2 separate regions of the Mus musculus genome follow, and region 1 is linked to region 2. Evidence: chromatin loops called from intact Hi-C (ENCODE). Cell type or tissue: left cerebral cortex. All regions are shown on one strand.

Region 1 (8,000 bases), 350 kb before region 2:
GATGCCATCCAAGCTCCCGCTCTATGCATATGGAGACGCACTTATAAATATAGATGTAAAGATAGCACAAGCATTCGGCATGTACGTGTTATGTGCCAGACTCCCAGTCGCTTTGAATGCCTCCTTTATTCTGTGTTCACGACGCTCTCGTCGTTCATCCTCTCCTAACCTCACACAGGCAGGAGGGGGAGCACACAGAGCTAGTTCCTAATATTCTCTCTGGTTTTGACATCTGAGTGTGGCTTATCAACCTTTCAGAACCTTCCCTGTGATTAATTTTACTGTATCTATTACTCTGTCTTATTTAACTTACTTTGTGGCTTTGGGAGCCCAACCAAGGACCTCACTGGTCCAAAATAAGATGTGTTCTTGAACTATAGCCCTAGTGTTAAGGATTTCTTTCACACTGCCACACTATTATTGATTAAGGAAATAAAATGCTCCTATAACTTTAGAATTTAATATGTGATTTGGAAGAAGACTATCTTTAGGTATTTTATGAATATATTTGCTTTAAATACTGATTATGTATTTAAACTAATATGGTAGAAACTTCATGCACTGATTGGGACATTAACTAACTAACTAACTAACTAACTAACTAACTAACTGTTGCTTTAGTTTTGTTTTTGAGGCAAGCTCTTCCTCTGTAGCCCTGACTGGCCTGGAACTCACTGTGTAGCCCGGGCTCTTCTCAAATTTGCAGTGATTACTCTGCCTCTGTTTCTCCACCTATGGATTGCAAGCATTTGCAGCCACGCTTGAACTGTAATGCTATGTTATAGAAACCTGTCTTTTAAAAATAACTTAATTTATATGATAAGCTGGAATGCCCAGTGGACTCCTGGGTCTATCCAAGGATGCTTGTTCAATGTCTTCTCTGCATTAAATCCACACATGGAAACCCCTTGCTGGTACTGTGAGACTATAAAATGTCTCTAATATCTCTCTCTCTGTCTGTCTGTCTGTCTGTCTGTCTCTGTCCTCTCCTTTCCTCTCCGTTTTTCCTCCTCTTTCTCCTCTCCCACATCCCAACCCCATCCTCCTCCTCTCCCTTGCTCTCTTATCCTCAGTACCTTTAACACACATCATGTACTGAAATCAAGTCTTTGCACAAGGACCCTATCTTGTTAGAAATGGTATCTGATCATTTTTGTGAACTCAGCAGCCAGGCAACTTCTTTATACTATCCTAAGTTGTAAGTATGTGAGCATTCATATCTCATGTGGTGATATGAATATCTAAACATATTTTACAAATTGGCTGACAACAGCATATTTATTAAATGTGAGAGTAATCCTTGGGAGAAAGTTGTACCCTACTTGAGGGTAGAGTAATGGTAGCTCTGAGTAGGAACTTCAGTTGAGTCTGACAGTAAAATCATAGAATCAGTGACACAGTGGAGGCTTCATGGAAGCAGGAAAGCATTGGAGGATGGAATCTGCCTTCGTGGTTTTCTTTTCTTTTTTTTTTTAATTTTTTATTAGGTATTTAGCTCAGTTACATTTCCAATGCTATACCAAAAGTCCCCCATACCCACCCACCCCCACTCCCCTACCCACCCACTCCCCCTTTTTGGCCCTGGCGTTCCCCTGTACTGGGGCATATAAATTTTGCAAGTCCAATGGGCCTCTCTTTCCAGTGATGGCCGACTAGGCCATCTTTTGATACATATGCAGCTAGAGTCAAGAGCTCCGGGGTACTGGTTAGTTCATAATGTTGTTCCACCTCTAGGGTTGCAGATCCCTTTAGCTCCTTGGCTACTTTATCTAGCTCCTCCATTGGGAGCCCTGTGATCCATCCATTAGTTGACTGTGAGCATCCACTTCTGTGTTTGCTAGGCCCCGGCATAGTCTCACAAGAGACAGCTACATCTGGGTCCTTTCGATAAAATCTTGCTAGTGTATGCAATGGTGTCAGCGTTTGGATGCTGATTATGGGGTGGATCCCTGGATATGGCAGTCTCTACATGGTCCATCCTTTCATCTCAGCTCCAAACTTTGTCTCTGTAACTCCTTCCAAGGGTGTTTTGTTCCCACTTGGTTTTCAATGAGTGAGTGTTTCAGTTTTAATGTTAGATCCATATACACTACTGTAGGCTTGAAGTAACCCATGTCTTGTTTCTTTGTTTTATTCTTTGATCTTTAACCATTGTTCCAAAGATTTGGAGAGGCTGTAAGAAGCCCCTGGAAAGCACCGCCATTCATCAGGGACGTAACCTTTCCCAGTTGAATAAACTCCGCATGGCATCAGTTCTTTATCTGCGAAGTCCATGCTGTAATAGTCTCTGTTTCATAGGATACTTTCACTTCTCAGAGAAGAAGTAAAACCTTGTATGGTAATTCATGCCTTTAACCTTGGAACTTGGGAGGCAGAAGAAGGTGCATCTCTGTAAGTTCAAGACCAGCATGGTCTACAGAGTAAGTTTTTGGCCAGCTAGGATGACATAGTGAGACCCCATCAATAAGTTACCAAAAAAAAAAAAAAAAAGGGAAAAGAAATTATATGTACTCTAGCTTGTCGAGGAAATGTTCAATTAACTGATGCTAATAACTCAGAAAGGGTTCCTAGAATATTCCATGTGCAGGTAATGTTGGGTGCATACTAATAAAAAATACAAAATACTTTGCAAATTTCTCTGCTTTGGGTCAAACTAGAATCTGACCTGCTTCCTAAGAGAGCAGCAGCCTTCCCCACACACTTTAGGCTTGATTTTCATCCCCTAAAGTCACACACACATGCGCACGCGCACACACACACACACACACGTGATTGTGCATGTGTGTGTTTGAGACATAAAGCTACATTATAAACTTTATTGTACATGTTTACCGTGTTCATGTATAGATATGTTTAAGTGCATATGTTATATGCAATCTGTATAAAACAGTAAGCCTGTACATAGAGATATATGTGTACTCAGTTTACATGGGCAAATACATGTATAGATCGTAAGTATGTATATCTGTGTGCATTGTCAATGTATACATGCAATACTTGTATGACATATAAAACTTAGTTCTTGGACGTATGTCATATGTATGAATGCATATATTGATAATGTGTACAGTATCAATACATGATCTATATATGCATAATATTAAAAATGTGACATATTTCATATATATGTGTGACTGCATATGCGTAGTATAAATTTAATGATTTTTTTTATATATAAAACTAAGACCTTGACTAAGAATACCTCTGAGTTCTCTGCAGTCATGATGAGTTATTTTGTAGCGAGAAACAGCTTGGGGTTTTATCAGGTCTTTGCAGTTGCTCTAGAGAAGCCCTGGTTGTCGGGAGGATGGTTTATTTTATGGATACTTAATATGTGTTTAATAGAAGAGATGCAGAAAATTCAAGAGCCCTTATTCACATTGCCATTTTTGGTAGAGACCAAACAGGAGAAAGAGCACTGAGTGATAATGAACTTAGTTGGAGACGGCACGTCTATAAGTAGCTAAACTAATGTTTGCCAGGTATGTAGATTTCTTGGTGGAAGGATACAGGCAGAGATCTAAGAAAAGGCTAACTAGTCCTGTAAACTACCTCCTTTAAATAGCAGTTCTTGCATCCAGGCTGTTGCTAAGAGATGGGGAACAATTAGTTCTTGACTGAGTTGTATTCTTGCCTAGCTTCGAGGGCCCTCCCACCTCTGTCCTTAAAGTGACTTCAGGTTTCAGAGTGTACGCAGTCAAACCAAGACGAGCCTCCATGTGAACAAGGCCCGGGAGCCAGAGAATACACTGTCGAGGGGACATGCATGTTACGGATGCTCGTGATGGTGGATGGGTAGGCTTTTGTGGTTCTGAGAAATACTTTGTCCTGCTGGACCCTTGTTGTACCCTCAGACATCTCTGACTTGGTTCAGTCACTTAAATGGACAGATAGAGGGTCTTTGACGTTCTCCAGTGACTTCACTGAACCTGCTCTTGGTGTCCGCTCAGCAGCAGACACATCTCCGCTGACTCCTCAGGAAGTATTTAGTGAGGAGTCGGACCAGTGGGTCTACCGCAGGACAGGACTGGTCACCGTGAAGAGTGAGGAATGGCAGGGCGGCTGCTGGAGGGGACGACAAAGTCTCTGCTTACACTTAGCAAATTGAGAGTCTCCTTTGTAAAATACCAGGGCTTTTCCAAATCAGAAAAAGCTTGCCCCAAAAGCTGATGGGCTGTTTGCTTGTTTGTTTGTTTTTGTGGTGTAGGTGTTTTCAGAATGTTGTTTATAAAGATGGCTCCTTATTAATAATATTGGTTCATTGTTATGAGGGGACTCATCAGCCCGCCATGCTATTTTGTTTCCGTTTTAAAAATCAAAATGTGATCAATCTCCAATAAACTCCGAGTTAGTCAAATCCGGAGACAATCATTTGCTCTCTCTTTGTGTACGTCAATTTGCATGTGTAGCATGTGCCCATGGGAGAGCTCTATGCACACACATGTGGTCATACATATGGCGACTTACACCCTCCTTCATCAGTCTCCACCTATTTTTTGAGGCATAGTCTCTCACTGAATTTCCATCTCCTGGATCCCAAGCTAGCCCTCTGGAGCTCCAGGAGTCATCGCGTCTCCACTTCCTCTGCGCTGGGATCACAGAGGCACCGTGCCCCTGTGCTGGAATTTCACAAGGGTGCTAGGGATTAGACTCAGATCCTGTTCTCACGTGGTATGCATTATGCAAGCTCCCAACGCCTCTCATTAATTTTTTTAAATTAAAAATAAACCTAGGTGCACAGGTATGGAGAGGGACTTACAGCAAACTAATTCCACTGGCAACCTTTGTCCCTGTCTTTCAGATCTTTTCTTTAAGTCACTTAAAAGTTTAGTTAAGGGCTAATACCCTTAGTTAGCATGAGAGTCCCCATACACTGTGACACTGCTACACCAGTGGCGTCAGTCCCCACACAGTACTGATGCAGAACATGCAGCCCACGGCCACCTTCTCCAATGGTCTCCGCAGTGCTTTAGATAGTTTTGTACTTAAGGATTGATTCTGCCTTAGGCCCTTCTTTCTTCATCTCTGTGAAGTGAAAGTAGCTGCTCTTGGTTTGGTGTTTGGTGTTGACACGGACACTCAGAGAACAGTGCAGGGATACAGCACACAGGGATCTGTCACTCATGATCACAGATTACAATTCTATGACTAGAGCGTTGTGGCAAGGATGTTTTGACCAGCACAGAGCCTGTCTGTACTAGGCAATACTCAAGGGGGAAGTGGGTTTCCTGCATGTCAGAAGCACTCACAGCTTAAACGGAAAGTCACCTAACCAGAGACACCAAATGTTGCTGCAGGTCATTTAAGAAACTGATTCTTAAGTCTGTGTTCAAGACAGCAGGTTTAAAGTCATACTTAAAGCGTTCATTGTTCAGTTTTCATACAAAACTATGTGTCACTATTCTAGGGAAAACAAACTCACCTCTATTCTTGATCACTGTTCTCACGAGCTAGAAATGTTCTCACAAGTTTTAAGTGGTGTTCATTGTGTGTCTGGAAATGTTTTATATTACAGGTGATTTTCTGCCTTGACTCTAACACCTTAAAATATATGTCAAAAGCTTCAGATGTTGTTTAGTTGGGAAGTGAGTGCTTGCCTGGCCTAGGGAAGGTCATGAATTTGAGTCCCTCCACGCATTGTAAGTGCACACATGCACACGCACACACACACCATACCTCAATGTGTATATGCATGTACTCATATGTATGTGTGCCCATGTTATGTGTGTACACATGTGTGGTGTGTATAGACCTCTGTGTTATGTATATGCCAGGTAGGTTCCCCCGTGTAAAGTGTTTCTATTTCTGCACCAGTTTACTTGTTTGTACCCATTTAGGATAAAACACATGATCCACAACGTTAGTTTGCAGATGACCAGCAAGAGTCACAGGCAAGGCCTTGACCGGTGGTCTTCAGTGTATCAAGCAGTGCACACTGCCCGTGGCTGGGGGCTCAGTCTATACTAAGCCTGGATCACAGTATCATGGGAGGACCGGAGATGCCCTTCTGCTGGATCCTACACTGCACGCTCTCTTTTGTACCCCACTCCCACCCTCTACCCCCAATAGATGGTCAGGGAGTCCTTGTGCTGCTTCCAATGAGGCTGTTCTCCAAGATTCAGAAAGTCAGTCCTGACATATTCATTTGTAGATTAGGAAAATTCTGTGAATAGAGCAACCATGATCTTCACCCTGACACATTTCTGCATCCAGGTACATTTTAAACTGTGCGGATGGATTCAAAAGGGAAGTGCCCACCCTGTAGTCCTGGACAGTTTAGGGAACAGAGTAGGCCTCGCCAACTGAACAATTGAGCCGTTTTCCACTCATGGCGGCCAACTCCCTTCGTGACTCAGCAGCATTTACCTCTGTAGCTGTTCGCTTTCCATGCCCTTCATCCCACCAAGGTCTGGGAGGGAAGCTCGAGGCTGGGGGCTTAGTGAGAGTTAAAAGAGGTGTTGTGTGGCCAGAGTAAGTAGAGAGGAGCAAAGCTGGTGAGGGCTGGTGTCCACAGCCTGTGGAGTCTCCCTCTGATGAAATGTGACCACTGAAGAGTGATTTGATTCAATTAAACCCTTAAGTTGTCATTATCCTGTTCATTGGTGGAACATGATAAACCTCATTGCGAAGTACTAAATATAACGTTTTTTGTTGGTTCAATACAAGCTGTCATGTTATGTTAGGGCTCAAAAATAGTGGTTCTAAAGATAGATTTTTCCAATGTATTAGATATCCTTAGGTAAAACCCAGCCTGCTCATAAAAGCTAAGACTGCCTCCTCGTAAGCATAGACGCCACTCACTGTTACGTGTGCTGTTTAAGTGCATTCTGTTGCCTTAACACTAGCAGGGGGTTCTGCCATCTCTGTTTCCTCTCTTTCTTTTTGAACAGTCTTGTTTTTTCAAGCTGAAAGGTTAGTTTTCTTTTAGAATATTCCTTTTATAAGTTTACATATAGATCAATCCTATGAAGTATGAACTTTGTGGGCTCCTGAATTTAATTGCCTATCCAGTATTGCCTGGCCAGTCCTATAGAATTCTTTATGAGGCCAATGCTTCTGGCCAGAGGGTCAGTGGGGCAGCATAGCTCCTGCTGAGTGTCTGATGCCTCTGCTCTTTTCACACCACCCAATACTGAACTCTGTATTTTACTCTGTCACAGAATTGAGATTTTATAGAATATTGTTGATTGGACAGATGTGACTGGGGGGGGGGGGGCAACCTTATTTGTGGAGGAGGGACCATTGGCATTAAAAGATTCTCCACACCAAATCCTTCAGATTTCAGGCTAATTAACTATTAAGATGTTCAGTGTTTTAATTTTGTTCATGCTTTAAAAATCGCAAAGGCTAATTTATTATAGTTTTTTAATTTGGTTGCTATTATTTTAATAATTAAATTTATTTACCATAAATTAATAGCAGCCAATTGTTTCCGGGGTGAAAGTTTTAAGATAGAAATGGATAAATTAATTTTAAGACTCATATGTTAGGCTTATTTCCCTCTTTCACTCATTCTTTCTTTCTTCCTTTCTTATTTTCTTTCTGTTTCTTATGTTTGTCTGCTTTTTTCTGATGATTCCAGGCTGGCCTTGAACTTGGGATCTCTTGCTTTACCTCTGGGACAGTGGACTATTGACATGTGTCCCCTGCCAGGCTTACTTTAAGTTTCTAAGTAGGAATCCCAGTTTGAGCCACTAGTTCTTGCCTGCTGCTTTTAGTATGTATAGGACCTGGGATTCTTAAAGATCATTGCCAGATGTATAAATATAATTAAATAAAAATATAGTAAAAGCCAGAAGGATACAAATAGCAAGCCCTACTCTCTCCAATGTACAATAAATACTGCTTTCCTTTTAAGAATAGATAACTATTTTGTACATATAATAAATGATGAGGAATTAAAAACTTATAGTATTTTATAATATATATGCTTTTCTGTGCTGTTTCAACAGAGAGGGATATAAACGTATAAAATCATCACATACTTTGATGCCACGTAG
Region 2 (8,000 bases):
CTTTGAATAATTATAGGTTCAAGATTCTCATTTTAAATTTATTTTTTTTAAAGGAAAAAACAACACTGGAGAGCCTGACTCAGCAGTTGGCAGTTAAACAGAATGAAGAAGGGAAATTTAGCCATGGAATGATGGATTTCAATATGAGTGGAGATTCTGACGGTTTGTGGCTATTACTCATTTATACTCCAGGATGGAGTGGGAGGGGAGACTTGGAGCTGCTTAAAACAGCAAAAAGAACAGGCAGAAAGGTCACTGCCTACCTGACCATCCCAGTGGGGCTCACATTTACCGCAGTCACCATGTGCCAGGCGCTCCCTGTTGCTCATCTTTCCACCCCAATGGGACCTCTCAGTGCCTCTGCAGACAAGAAGATTGCCCCCAGTGGTTTGGAATCATTCCCGCAGGATCAGAGGGCTGTAAGTGCCACAGGGCAGGACTCAGGTCTAAAATGACATGACTCTGAAGCAAATATCCTGGTCTAGCAGCCAGCCTGCCTCTCGCCCTCCCATTTTCTGTACGCCAAACTTTGTACAACTACATATCTATCAGCTCATTTTGCAGCTTGCATTATCAGCTAGACACACAGTTCAAAGGACAGGTCTTGGACATGTTTCTTGCATTTTGCAGCCTCACCTGCTACGTTATCTACACATTGACAAAAACCTTCTCTAACCCAACAACACTCTAAGCATGTAAGCCACAGAGACAAGAAGTAAGGGACTCCATCAGCTCTAAATAGGCTCTTTATATGTACAATCTAAGCAGCACTCCATTTAGGGAGCGCCATGCTCCTTTCCTATACTTCAGCCTCGTGTCACTTCAGACAGCACAGTTGGCAGTCGGGGAGATGCCCAGTTCAGCTGATACAGCAAAGAGAACATAAGAAGAAACTGTAGTTTCTCTTATACAGATCCCAATTGGGTTCTCCTTCCGGTACCAGGTATCATGTGTGTTTTAGGACTTCAGTGGCCCAGCCTTGCTGCAAGCTGGAAGAGACTCAAACCACTAAGACTCAAACAGGAAGAGGGGGATCCCTGTGACCCTTCAGCAGCAACTCTTCTCTGGCCATTAAGATTCTCACCAGCCCAAAGCTAGCCAAGCTCGAATATCTAACTCCACGATCCTGTTGCAATTGAACTTATTCTATTGGAGAGCCAGAAAAAAAACAAAATCTTGCAGCCATTGCCTTCCCAGAATAAACCTGGTCTGCGTACATACAAAGAGCCTATTTAGAGTTGACGGAGTCCCACACTGCTGCTCTCGTGGCTTATGTTGCTGTAAGGTGTAAGGACCGGAAACAGCAGATGTGCCACAATCATTCCCTAGTTACAAACACATTTCCGAAGGATGCTGTTGTGCATTAGCGCTGCTGTTTGTCAATCGAGAGGCAATTACTGGTCGTAACACATTTCATCAATTTTAAGTTATGCTCGCATGATAAAATACACTCTGGCAATAAAGCACCACGGCAGAGAAGCTTGTGCTGCCAGTGTCTAATTTAGCGATGCTCATATGCAAAGCAGCTTCCAGTCTATACTGAGCAAGGAGAATGTAATAGATGAGCACGAACCATGTGTGCTTCTAGAGAGATACGGAGCTGAGAACCATGTGTGCTACTAGAGAGATGCTGAGCTAATAACCATGTGTGCTACTAGGGAGATGCTGAGCTGAGAACCATGTGTGTTACTAGAGAGATGCTGAGCTGAGAACCATGTGTGCTACTAGAGAGATGCTGAGCTAATAACCATGTGTGCTACTAGGGAGATGCTGAGCTGAGAACCATGTGTGCTTCTAGAGAGATACGGAGCTGAGAACCATGTGTGCTACTAGGGAGATGCTGAGCTGAGAACCAGGTGTGCTTCTAGAGAGATGCTGAGCTGAGAACCAGGTGTGCTACTAGAGAGATGCTGAGCTGAGAACCAGGTGTGCTACTAGGGAGATGCTGAGCTGAGAACCATGTGTGCTACTAGAGAGATGCTGAGCTGAGAACCATGTGTGCTACTAGAGAGATGCTGAGCTGAGAACCAGGTGTGCTTCTAGAGAGATGCTGAGCTGAGAACCATGTGTGCTACTAGAGAGATGCTGAGCTGAGAACCATGTGTGCTACTAGAGAGATGCTGAGCTGAGAACCAGGTGTGCTGCTAGAGAGATTCTGAGCTGAGAACCATGAGTGCTACTAGGGAGATGCTGAGCTGAGAACCATGTGTGCTACTAGAGAGATGCTGAGCTAAGAACCATGTGTATTACTAGAGAGATTCTGAGCTGAGAACCATGAGTGCTACTAGAGAAATGCTGAGCTAAGAACCATGCTTCTAGAGAGATGCTGAGCTAAGAACCATACTTCTAGAGAGATGCTGAGCTAAGAACCATGCTTCTAGAGAGATGCTGAGCTAAGAACCATGCTTCTAGAGAGATGCTATTTGGTTGTTTTCACCTTGCCAATTGTATAGAAGCAAGATTGATTACTTACCCATTCTCCAAATTAATTAAGATATACAGATGAATGGGGGTATTAAAAAAGAGGAGATGTGATCTTGTTTGCGGTAGAGGTACGAGGAGTCTCCAGCATCTTCTTTATGCTGTTTTTGTTTGTACGGATGATGATGACAACAGTGAAGTCTTAGCTGCAGAGTGCCCTGTTCCCAGGCTCCCCTTGTCCTCACTATCTGCACTCGAGCACCTCTGCTTCTTGGCTGTGGACTACACTGCAGGAGATGCCTTACGGGGTCTGATAAGGCCACAGGAGGAAGTGCGCACCTTCCTGAGGCTCAGGGTGACTCACAGGGAAAAGGGGTCCCTTGTTGTCAGTGGCCTTGATATCTGGAATACAACCATCACCTTGTCTCTTTTGAGAACTTAACATGCTAGGAGGAAAAACATCCAGTGGAATGTGTGTTTGTGTTTTTAAGAACCAATCGTAATACATTTATTGGTTCTTTTCTTCCAACCCTCCAGTGTCTTTTGTGGGCAAGGTAGACAGTCATTACATATACTGACACATGATTGAAAAGAAACACCAACCACATCAAAAGGAGGCATTTGTGTTGTTTTGACTGAAATTCTGTCTAGCATGTTTTTGCTAATGTGTCCTCAGAAACAAAAAGGGGGGTCCAGACACTTCAAGTCCTCACTGTCTCTTTGTTTCCTGCAGAACCCATGAGTGTTCCACACTTTGACCAGATTCTTTCAATCTGTAATATTCCTGCAGCACTGGTACACTCAGAGACTAACTCGCCCATTTTCCCATAGGATCCAAAAGCAGTGTGTCCCAGGTTTCTCTGGACTCTTTCAAGTAAATGCTGAAGCCATCCATAGTCCTCGAAAATCCAGGACAAAATGAGAACTGGGTTAAAAAATACAAACATTTGCTGCCACAGGCTTATCACAGACACTTCCTAAGCAAGCATCTGCCTTAGGAACTGCGCATACCATTATCAGAAGTACTTTTTGTTTTCTGATATTTTAATAGCCGAAGAAAACAGTCATCGGGGAGGAACCCTGCCAAAGTCTCCACACTGACATAAGTGCTGCTCTTCCCCTTTTCTAGGAAGCGCTGGAGTCTCAGAGTCAAGAATTTACAGGGAATCCAGGGGACGTGGTAGCAACGAGCCCCACATAAAGCGTCCAATGAATGCCTTCATGGTGTGGGCGAAAGATGAACGGAGGAAAATCCTTCAGGCCTTTCCCGACATGCACAATTCCAACATCAGCAAGATACTGGGTAAGGAGGTTGCTGAAGACTGAGTGCGTGCCGGGAGACGTACTGTGCCGGGCTGTGCTGTCTTCTGCTCTCAGGGAAAGACGATGGGTGTGGAAGGCAGGCTGCTCCTGTGTTCTGTTAATATTCCAGAATAGCAGTACCATCACTGAGGGCCCAAAGGACAACAAAGCACCCTGGGACCTTTACTTCTCCGTTTCATCTGTGAACTGGACAGGCAGGTCTTATGCCTGTCTTGCCCTCCTTGGAAGAAGCATAAGGATGTGGGAGTTCTGTTTGGTATTCGTGGTGCGCTGGGGGAAGGAGGAGAGGACATAGACCTAGAATAGGGCCTTTACTTTCAGTAACCCTGCAGACGACTGTGCTTTTGATAAGTCTTAGGAACATGCAATAGTTTTTCATTGACTTGAAAAGCAGCTTTACCTACCACTGTGGCTCCCAGTGTACAAGAAGACAAGATATACCTTTACCCCAAAGCACAGACACTCAAGCACACGAGGAGATGGTTAGGGAGGGCATGGATAAGGAAAGACTTCGTGTAAACTGGTTTAAGGCAAGGGCCAGGCTGAGCTGAAAGGAGATAAAGGCTCTAGACTCTGTTTGTGCTTTGGCCTGGTCATTACCATGTTAGCATCATTATCCTCACCTTTATCTCCAACTGGCACGGTGGACTATGGCAGCAAGAAAAGATTTACATTGCCCATTCTCTGACAGTAAGAGTTCAGAACAAAAGTCCCTAGCTCCATCGGAAAAAATTAGGGCTTGAAAAATAAGTAGCAGCACACACCTAAACTACTTTATTAAAATAGATGATGCTCTTGGAGTTACACCCACATTATAAAGATATATCTTTGCGGGCCCATTAATGAGCTGGCTGCCTAAACATAGTAACTAAGTGTACTCTATTCATAATCCCGTAACCCCAACCAAGGCAGTAGATGCCCCCCCCCCCGGCTGCACGGCGCTTGTAATCCAACCAGATCATATAGAAAACACACGCACTTACACACGTGTGCTTTAATATTTCCTTCTAAAATAGTTTTCAGATGAATCCATGCATGGAGTCTGAGAGATTAGAACAAGTGGTGTTCCCTTGCAGAAGTGGGACTCCGACATTTGAAAACACAAAGTTGTACAAAGTACAGTGCTGGAAAGGACAGAGCTGTACCAGAATTCCCTAGTGTCTCTGATCTATTCATCCCTTCAATTACTTCATCCTCTCCTCCTCACGAATTACTCAAATTTGGTTGTATTTTTTTTTTAAAACAGGGTCTCACTATGCAGCCCTGGCTGCCCTGGAACTAATGATAGACTAAGTGGGCCCAGAACTCATAGAGATACGTCTGCCTCTGCCTCTCAAATGCTAGGACCATGCCTGCCTCTGCCTCTCAAATGCTAGGACCATGCCCGCCTCTGCCTCTCAAATGCTAGGACCATGTTCTACATGCTGCACATGCTTCATTTGGATTTGATAATTTGATAAGTGAGCTTGGTGCTAAATCCTTCTCGCCGGTTCAAACTTTGTTCTACAAAGAAGAGCAGACTGCTCAGTGGTTAGTGGTTAGTGGTTGCTTCCCGAGTTAGGTTTTCAGCCCTCATGATAGGAGTCTCACAACCACCTGTAACTGCAGGTCCAGACTACCCAAGGCCCTCATCTGGGCCCATGGGCAAATTCAATCAGATGCACACACAGAGAGAATAAAAAGAGAAAAATAAAACTTGAAAAGTTTTTTGAAAGATAGTCATTTTATTTCTAGGAAATGTAACAAAGATTCCTTATGGTATAGCAGTAAGTGGCTAGGAAAATCTTTTCTGACTCAAGGTGAGCTTCACCATATGACCTCTGCTGTTACAGTCTACATAGAAGATGGCTCCAGCCCAAGCCTTCCTGATACAGCCACATTAATTAGACATGGGGCAATTTTAGTCACCCAAAAATTAAACACTGAAGTTTGGGGGTGGGGGTAAGTATTTAGTCATAGATTTAAATAAATATAAAATCTTCAAATAGCCGCACGATGGTTCTGAGTGGCCTATTTCATGGAAAAGTACAAAGAAGGCTTGATGTTTCTCTCTTTACCGACTGTTTTGGATAACAGCCTCCGACAGCATGCTGCTAATTCATTCTGCTTAAAACAGGCGCTTGAGCTGGGTTGACATTTTATGTAGTCTCTGGGGATCCTAGTTGACATTTTAAAGGGCTTCTAAGCATTTTATAATACCCTAAAATCTGGTTTTAATAAGCCATTCTGCTGAAATTGTTAACATAAGGAATCACCTTTTACTGTTTGGCTCGAGATCAGGGACTGGGGGACATCTTTTTCTGATTAGATATACAGTAGTCGGAGTAAAATGTGCAAATTCATTACATGCCCCGTAGAGATGACATCGCCGCTCAGCTCCCGCTCCTCTTGGAGCCTACTGCCAGACTCAGAAGGAAGAGTCTGGAAAAAATAAAAAAGGCTCCTTATTTTCTCTTACTTTGAGCATCAAATATGTTTTCATTGCAACTGATAACTCTTTTGTTATCAGAAGGCATTCCCTACAGTCTCTTCATTTGCCTTGCAAACAGCCCACCACTTCTGCACTGTACATGGCTGCAGGCACAAACCAAACCAAGTAACTGTTTTCATCTTTTTGCGGGGAAAGGGTGGGCCACCACAATGTCTTTGCTAGCATTCTCCCTGACTGTATTTAGGGCCCTGCAGTCAGCAGCTGTTAATTTTGGGGAGCCATTGAGACTAAGGTGAAGCCTCCAGTTGGCTATCCCCACCCAGAGGAATAATTAAATATGTAAACTGGATTTGCTTCCAAACTGAGACTGCATGGTCTGAAGATAGAGTTGAGCCTCCACGTCCCAGTTGGTACCTAAGCTATCTTAATTCATAATTATGAACAAATATGTAATTGGAGTAATGGGAGGGTACGTGCCTGTAATTCCAGCCCTTGGTATATTATAAAGCAGGAAGACTGGCTAACCTGAGCTACCCAGAGAGACACTGTCTCTAAAAGATAAAATTGTCATTATTATGTGGCCCTGTTGTTTCGAACATAGCTCAAGACTGGGTGTTATCAGGAAATATACTCTCAGGAGGTGAAGTGGGGAGTTTTAATTCTCACCCTACCAACCCAGCATCATGCACAAGACAGGAAATATTAAAATGGCCACCAGTCTAAGGCAGGTCACCTCTAAGAGTAAGCATGCCTTTCTTTAGAGATAAAATATTTTAGAAAAAAAATTGGGAATTATCTTCAATACTTCATAGTCTAATTGAATTTCCTTATTTTTATATTCTGGGTTTTTTTAAAGGTAGGTTTTGCTCTCAGCCAGTGGTTCTCAACCTTCCTAATGCTGTGACACTTTGTTATAGTTCTTCATGTTGCAGTGACCCCGAACAATAAAAGTACTTTATAGCTACTTTATAACTATAAATTTGCTATTGTTATGAATGATAATGTAAGGGGTCACAACCCACAGGTTGAGAACCACTCTTCTCACGTGTACTATGAACCAGAGTTTGGGGCTGTACTTAAAATAATGTGGTCTGAACACACTGACTATGCTGCTCAAACAGAAGTTTTAGAATGGAAAACAAGCATCTCTGCTATTTGAACCTGAGCTGCGTTGGGAATAAAACAAAACCAAAATCTATCCCGATTGGGGGCAACCTGTCTAAAGCACTTCTGACAGCCCTGCTCACGGGCTTCCCCATCCACTTCCTAACGTTGCACGTGCAAAACTGCACACATTGAAGGCTCCTCTCATCCCTAGGCAAGAATGCTTGGCAAGCTGCTGCCTCTGCCTGAGTTTAGGGTTTACAGCTTCTTCTAAGCTCTTCCCTAAACGATGCCTAAAAGCCGGGACTGGACTCCTGCTTCATTCGTTGGTCTCTTTCTCTCCTTATCAGGATGCTTGATGAGATGGTGTGACTTTTCAAGATACCTGGGGTGGTGGTCTTCTTACTCTAAGAGTACAGGGCATTGAGTGGCAGGAAATAGGGCAAGTTCTCTCTCTCTCTGTCTCTCTCTCTCTCTCTCTCTGTCTCTCTGTCTCTCTGTCTCTCTCTCTGTCTCTGTCTCTCTGTCTGTCTGTCTGTCTGTCTCTCTCTCTGTCTCTCTGTCTCTCTGTCTCTCTCTCTGTCTCTGTCTCTCTGTCTCTCTGTCTCTCTGTCTGTCTGTCTGTCTGTCTCTCTCTCTCTCTCTCCCTCTCTCTCTCTCTCTCTCTCTCTCTCTCTCTCTCTCTCTCTCTCACACACACACACACACACACACACACACA

The links. Hi-C counts contacts between places; a loop is a spot of excess contacts. Peaks named below come from ENCODE experiments on the same cell type or tissue, not always from the same donor. Only the 100,000 strongest peaks of a DNase experiment are listed, where the experiment ranks them.
Region 1: a loop joins it to region 2, with 2.3 times the contacts of the local background. A loop is called at or near these places in 3 of 42 quality-filtered maps.

Annotation. Positions count from the first base shown.
Region 1 is chr6:144,188,217-144,196,216 of GRCm38, reverse strand. All of the region lies in intron 1 of Sox5 (SRY (sex determining region Y)-box 5), which reads left to right. Among named protein-coding and RNA genes, the nearest start is that of Sox5, 17 kb to the left of the region's middle. In left cerebral cortex, no CTCF peak of the experiment used is centred here; a DNase peak (open chromatin) is centred at 3,591; H3K27ac peaks cover 377 bases.
Region 2 is chr6:143,836,898-143,844,897 of GRCm38, reverse strand. Sox5 (SRY (sex determining region Y)-box 5) reads left to right here. Exons shown (of 15, transcript NM_011444.3): 12 at 54-162; 13 at 3,551-3,724. Among named protein-coding and RNA genes, the nearest start is that of Gm52484, 53 kb to the left of the region's middle. In left cerebral cortex, no CTCF peak of the experiment used is centred here; DNase peaks (open chromatin) are centred at 1,532 and 3,653.